Linked DNA regions of Homo sapiens: region 2 is linked to region 1. The links are chromatin loops, found by intact Hi-C in ENCODE. Cell type or tissue: mucosa of descending colon. All regions are shown on one strand. Links, peaks and the distances in the headings refer to the core of each region. The heading gives the core; the rest is flanking DNA. Region 1 overlaps LOC105373831 (a long non-coding RNA gene). Region 2 overlaps LOC105373831 (a long non-coding RNA gene).

What was found. A loop is a pair of places that touch in the nucleus more often than their neighbours do. Peaks named below come from ENCODE experiments on the same cell type or tissue, not always from the same donor. Only the 100,000 strongest peaks of a DNase experiment are listed, where the experiment ranks them.
Region 2: a loop joins it to region 1, with 5 times the contacts of the local background. A loop is called at or near these places in 2 of 110 quality-filtered maps.

The regions. Positions count from the first base shown.
Region 1 is chr2:198,766,603-198,769,529 of GRCh38, forward strand. All of the region lies in intron 1 of LOC105373831 (a long non-coding RNA gene), which reads right to left. Among named protein-coding and RNA genes, the nearest start is that of LINC01923, 390 kb to the left of the region's middle. In mucosa of descending colon, for the core only: no CTCF peak of the experiment used is centred there; a DNase peak (open chromatin) is centred at 1,299.
Region 2 is chr2:198,696,288-198,699,214 of GRCh38, forward strand. The region is part of intron 1 of LOC105373831 (a long non-coding RNA gene); the gene reads right to left. Among named protein-coding and RNA genes, the nearest start is that of LINC01923, 320 kb to the left of the region's middle. In mucosa of descending colon, for the core only: no CTCF peak of the experiment used is centred there; no DNase peak of the experiment used is centred there.

The sequences.
Region 1 (2,927 bases), core at 122-2,621:
AAGTCTTACTTTGGGGAGCAGGCTGGTATTAATACAAAGGAATTAAAAATCAGAAACAATGAACCTTAGTTTGATATATAAAAGACAGGTTTAGAAGAGCGTCACAGGAACATTTCATTTTTTCAAGTAGTATTTATTGAGATTATACTAAAAGTGATAACAAGACATTATTCGTGGCCTTGAAAATTCACAAATGAATGGGAGGACTTGGGAAATACAAATGTGTAAACAGAGAACTCTACTACAGTTTCACAGAAAAAGGGAATCGGGAATCATATACCCGGGTACCCCCAACAACTGGAGAGAAGTGAGAAAGAATAAAGAGAGGAAATTTTTCCCCAAGGAGGAATGTAGTTGGGTTGAGTCTTAAAAGACTGCTGGTAATTAGCTCATCCAAGGGCTGGAGATAGAGTGTTCAGAGAGGAGAATATGATATAAGCCAAGGTATAGAAGCAAAAGAGACCTCAGGATATCAGGTAACTTGCCAATGCTGCAGTAGGGTGGGACAAGCAGGGTAGTGGTCCCAGTTGCGACTGGAGCAATGAGGGCAATTGCAGAGGACTTTGTAGAATGCTTTGGGTTTTACACTGACAGTATTGGGGACTTTTTGAATGCGTTTAACTAGGTGAGTGCCATGATCAATTTTACATTTTTAAAATATTTTACCTGCACCCTGTAGAGAATTTTTGGAGAAGACAAGACTGGAATGATTGAAAAGGAATGATTGGTGCTTTAACTTACATTGAGCCATCACAGTCATTTATTGTCTCTTCAGGTCTAATTCTAAAACACAGTAGCACATCTGGGGACTGTGAGAAAATATGGACTACTGTCATGCCTTATCGGAATGCTTCCTCACTCAGCAATGGACTTATCTTAACCACGACTGTTCCAGCACAAAAGCAGATAATACTTCCTTTTTCAGTGTATGGTCCCATCATATGCTATTTGGCAAGTTACTTTGCTTCTCATTTCATCATAAAAATCATTGTCACAGCTTCACTACTGGGATTTATTATATGTTCTCTTGCTGTCACCATATATCATCAGTAAACATGGTCGTTCAACAATCTCATTATGACCAACAGCTATTAGTAATATTTATTTTACGCCTATAACTTGTCAAGCACTATGATAAGCATACACGTGCATGATGGTATTCAATTCTCCATAATGCTATGAAATAAATATTATCACCATACTGTCATTTTGCATATGAAGGAACTGAGCCTTAAAAAGCTATGTGATTTGCTTCCAGGCAACACCAGGAAGTGGCAGAGCCAGGATCGGAACCCGGAGCTGTTTTACACCACAGCCCCTGTCCTAGATATATCCTCTATAGAGGATATAGCCCTCTATATCCTGCCTGTTTGAACCTGTTTTCACTAACATTTTTTAACTTTAACTCGTTTCTGAAATATTTCTCCTCTGTAGATGAGACACTGTCTTTCAAATGAAAATATTTTAGCATCTTTAATAACATGTTTTAAATAAACTCTTGGGTATAGTTTTGTGTGTGTGTGTGTGTGTGTGTGTGTGCGCGCGCGCGTGTGTGTGTGTGTGTCCACTGGCCTTTTCAAAGTCTCTCTTTTGTTTTGCAACTTTGGCTTTATTTATAATTTAAATCTAGACATTTCTTCTTGTGAAGTCCATGCACGCCACTCTTGGGACATCCCTATGTTGCAGCAGAGGATAAAAATGGAAAATTCAGGGTCCTTAACTGGACTCTGCCTTTATAATTGCTTCTGTGGTGCTCTCACCACATTCCCAGATGTGTGAGAAAGACAGAGGGAGTAGTGAAGGAAGCGAAATGTTAAAATAAGGCTAAGCAAACAGTTTGCCCAACAGATGTTAACCCTATTCATAATTTAAAAGTTCCTATTTTTGTTCACCACTTAGACAATGAACATTTTAATTTCTCCTTCAAACACTGCTTGTGAACTAGGTTCAGAAAGCTAAACTCATTAATATTTCCATCAAACTTTGTCCCTTGTCATAGGTCAAAGAAACAAAAGGAGCATATTTCCTTTATATTTTAACCCTAGCATTATTATGAAGCCTGGTTAGGACTTAGATAATTTGTTTAAATATGTCTTCTTAGTTAATATGGTAACCAGGACTAGATTTAATCAAGATTGAATTAACCTATTGTTACAGCACAAATCCCATTGGAAAGCAATGCCCCAGAGTTATATTTACATAATTTTAAGTAGAATAATTGACACTAACTATGACTAGCTTCCCCCCTACCTCCAAGTCTCTCTTCATAGTAACCTTAGTCCCCAAAACAGAATTTAAGAGGCACTAAGAAACCTGGTGAATTTAGTAGAATGAACTAGTATTATCTCCCTACTAAGATATGTTAGCAGAACATTTATAGCTGTTTACAATGAAGAGAGAAAAAGAATATTTGCATAAACTTTAAACTATATTTTGACAAATTATTTACCTGGCAGAATTGAGTTTAAACATGCACATTTCCTAATCTCCAGTCCTATACTCAAACCTCAAGAAAATCACACTTCCATTCTTCTTCACAGGGTGGGTCCCTCAATTGCCCCCACACCATAAGTCCCACAAACAAGACCAGCTCATGGGGGCATGAAGACAAAGCTGACACAAGTGATGGTAAGAACAAACGGTGGTGGTGAAAGTCAAACGTATGTTGGAGGAGCTAAAATAATTGCAAGCCTGACGCTTGTGCTATAAAAGGGCAGTAAATAGAGAACAAAGGCATATGGAAAAGAACAAAGAAAATAAAACCCCTGAGAAAAACCAAAAGAACAATCCAATAGAAGATGAAAGCTCAGGATAAAGAGAGAGAACAGTCATTCAAAGAGAGACATTTCTGATCTTGTGTTTGTACTTGTAGACTTCTAGATTTTTTTCTTTCCTTTTTTTGTGGCATTCATTTCTTAGAAGTAAAA
Region 2 (2,927 bases), core at 119-2,618, 70 kb before region 1:
TGAAAACATGCACATGATTAGTAAGAAATGGGTCACAGTAGGAGGAAAGGCAAGACTGACTTGCTGGTAATTACGCATTTAAACTTAGCCAACTCAGATAAAGCTAGTTATTTGAGACATCATCCAAAAATTTGGCCACTGAGTTCACCTCTCCAGTTACTCTTCCTGCAAGTTTTCAAAGATTATTATTTAGGAATTATTAGATCTCTCATAACACCACGCTCTGAAGGAAAGAGAGCTTAAGCTACCACCACAGCAATCACTGGCCTAGTTTCTTACCAGGTATCGCTATAAATTTTTAAATATTACTTGAGTAACTTTATTAGCTTTCTGCTTGAGAAACAACAGAATACACTTTCATTAAAGGATAGGACAAAAAATAAAAATTTTATAACGGGAAGCTGTTAATCTCAAAATCTTCTTTTTGGGCCACCACGACCTTAACAGACACAGTAAATGTCTCAGAAAACATGTAACTGGTTCACCTTTGAGAAATGACCACAGAAGAAAAGTGTCTAATAATTAAATTTTCAATAATTTTTAGAATGGCAAGTTTTGAAAATAAATTAATCTCAGGAAGAAGCATACCATGAGTTAACTGTTGTATTCTCTTAAATTTACAGAGTTGTTTTACACCTAAGTATAAATAAAATCTTATTTAATGAATACTGCTAAATAATAACATTTTAATTCTCATTGCCCAGTTCATTTTATGCACTTTTTAAGAAATCCATTTGTTTTCAATTTGATGCTTCTGTGCACTTACTCAGCAAACATGTATTGATATGCACTATGTGAATAAAGTAGTGTTTAAGGGGGCAAGTTCTATAGTTGGACTGACTGGGTTTAAATGATGGCTCTGCTGCTTACTACCTGTGAGTCCTGATGCAATTTATTTAACACCTCTGTGCTTTATTTTGGTGGTATTAGTACTTACTCCATAGGTTTGGCATAAAGTGTTAAATGAGATAACATGTAAAGCACATAACACAGCACGAGGCACATAGATAGGCAGCACTCAATAACAGTAGTATTTACCATCAAGACTGAGGTCGATAACAATGTTGATGAGGGTGACTATGTGTCAGGCATTGTAACAAGTTCATTGGAAGCTATAAAGGAGAAAGTTGTTTAATTTCAAAACACTCAAAGATATATAAATTCTGTTGCAATCATGAGTCAACTGATAAAGCAGTTGACCCCTGCTGATTGCTTAAGGGTTTGTTCCTGAGGGCCTTCTGTGCATGAGGAAGCCTAAGCAAAGGTGAGCTGCAAGGAGCTTTAAAGCACATTCCCATTTATGTCTGAGAATTGTAATCTCGGCAGCAATGTAGAGCATGTACTGAAGGGGAAAGAAAGAGGAAGCTATTAATAGTAGAATATTGGAAACCTATTAAACCATCTAAGAGAGAGGTAGTGGGGATCTGGTACACACAGAAGACATTAGAAAATAAGACCGACAGGAAGTGTACCACCTGGATCTGAAGAGTGATTTAAGGTAATTCCTAGATTTCTAGCTGGTTATATGACATTGCTCTTCAGTTAAATAGAAGAAACACAGGTATAAGGGCAAAATGTGAATTTCATTCTGCACATAGGGGTAGACATCCAATGGGAAGTGAAAAAAAAACAGGAAGTAGGAAAGACAGAGAGAGAGGGAGAGAGAGAAACCCTAAGTACTGGATGATATGTCCTTCACACACATTATCTCATTTAACATCACAATAATCCTGTATAGTCAGCATTAATATCACCATTTTCAGATGATAAAATCCAAGGTATCTGTGACTCCAAGCTGTGGTCCCAACCATGATGTTATTATTTGGTTCTGCAATAAATTTGAAACAGCTGGAAAAGTGAGTCTGACACACAGAAAAGAACTTAGTTCTAGCAATATAAATTTCCAAGTAAATGTGTAAGATTACCCAAAAATGTGGTGGAAAAAAGAGAAAAATAACTAGAAGTGGAAGCTTGAGGAACAATAGCACTTGGCAGATGAATAAAACAATAGTTGCTGATAGAAAGAGGGAGAAATGGTCAGAGAGGTAGAAGAGCAAGGGAGTGGTGTTTGGGTAGCCAAAAGGGGAGAGGAAGAGAAGATGTGGCTCAGGGGAGCAAGAGCAATTGAGATGCAGAAAAGAAAACATGCAGGAGGAAGTAGAAGTGAAACCAGGTTATATGCTATAACCTAAAGGTTATATGCTATATTCTAAAGGAATAGAAGAGGTTGAAATGGGATGCATGAATGTAGAGTACTCTTTGACAAAGTTTGGCATGAGGAGATAGAGGAAATATGAGAGGTTTTGAGAGGTCACTGGGTATAGCACAGAAAAAAAAAAAAAAAAAAGAAAAAAAAGATGAATTGACTTTCTTCATGCCAGACGCTGGCAGGGGAAGGATGGGGTCTGGCTGTTACACTGGGGTAAGGTTGGTCTGTGTGTCGAGAGGTGGTGTGGTGGGTAATGACTGCCACCTTAGAACAAGGGAAATTTTTTTTGAGTAAAAAGAGAACATTAGAGCTATGTTTTAGAATTCTTAATTCTTTCAAATTTTTAGAATTTAAAAATGTTTTGAGAAAAATGTGAGTAAAAATTAAGTCATTAAGAACACTTAAATCTCTCACTTGAAATAATCTTTGAAACAAGAAAGCATATCAAATTGTAATTATAGAATATTAAGAAAACAATTCTGTCAATAACACTGTGCATTAGGTTGATCCATATGAAATTATCATTTTTGTTATCTCAAAACTGTCAACTATTGCCAATTTTATTGGTTCAACCTAACATAGCAATGTGTAAGATTTTTTACAAGTTATACTCAGGGAAAATTTCTTAGTTTTAAATACTTTTATCGTTAAATAAGAAAGAATAAAAATTAAACTGAAAAAGCTAAAAAGATATCAAAATTAACCCTAAGTATGAGGA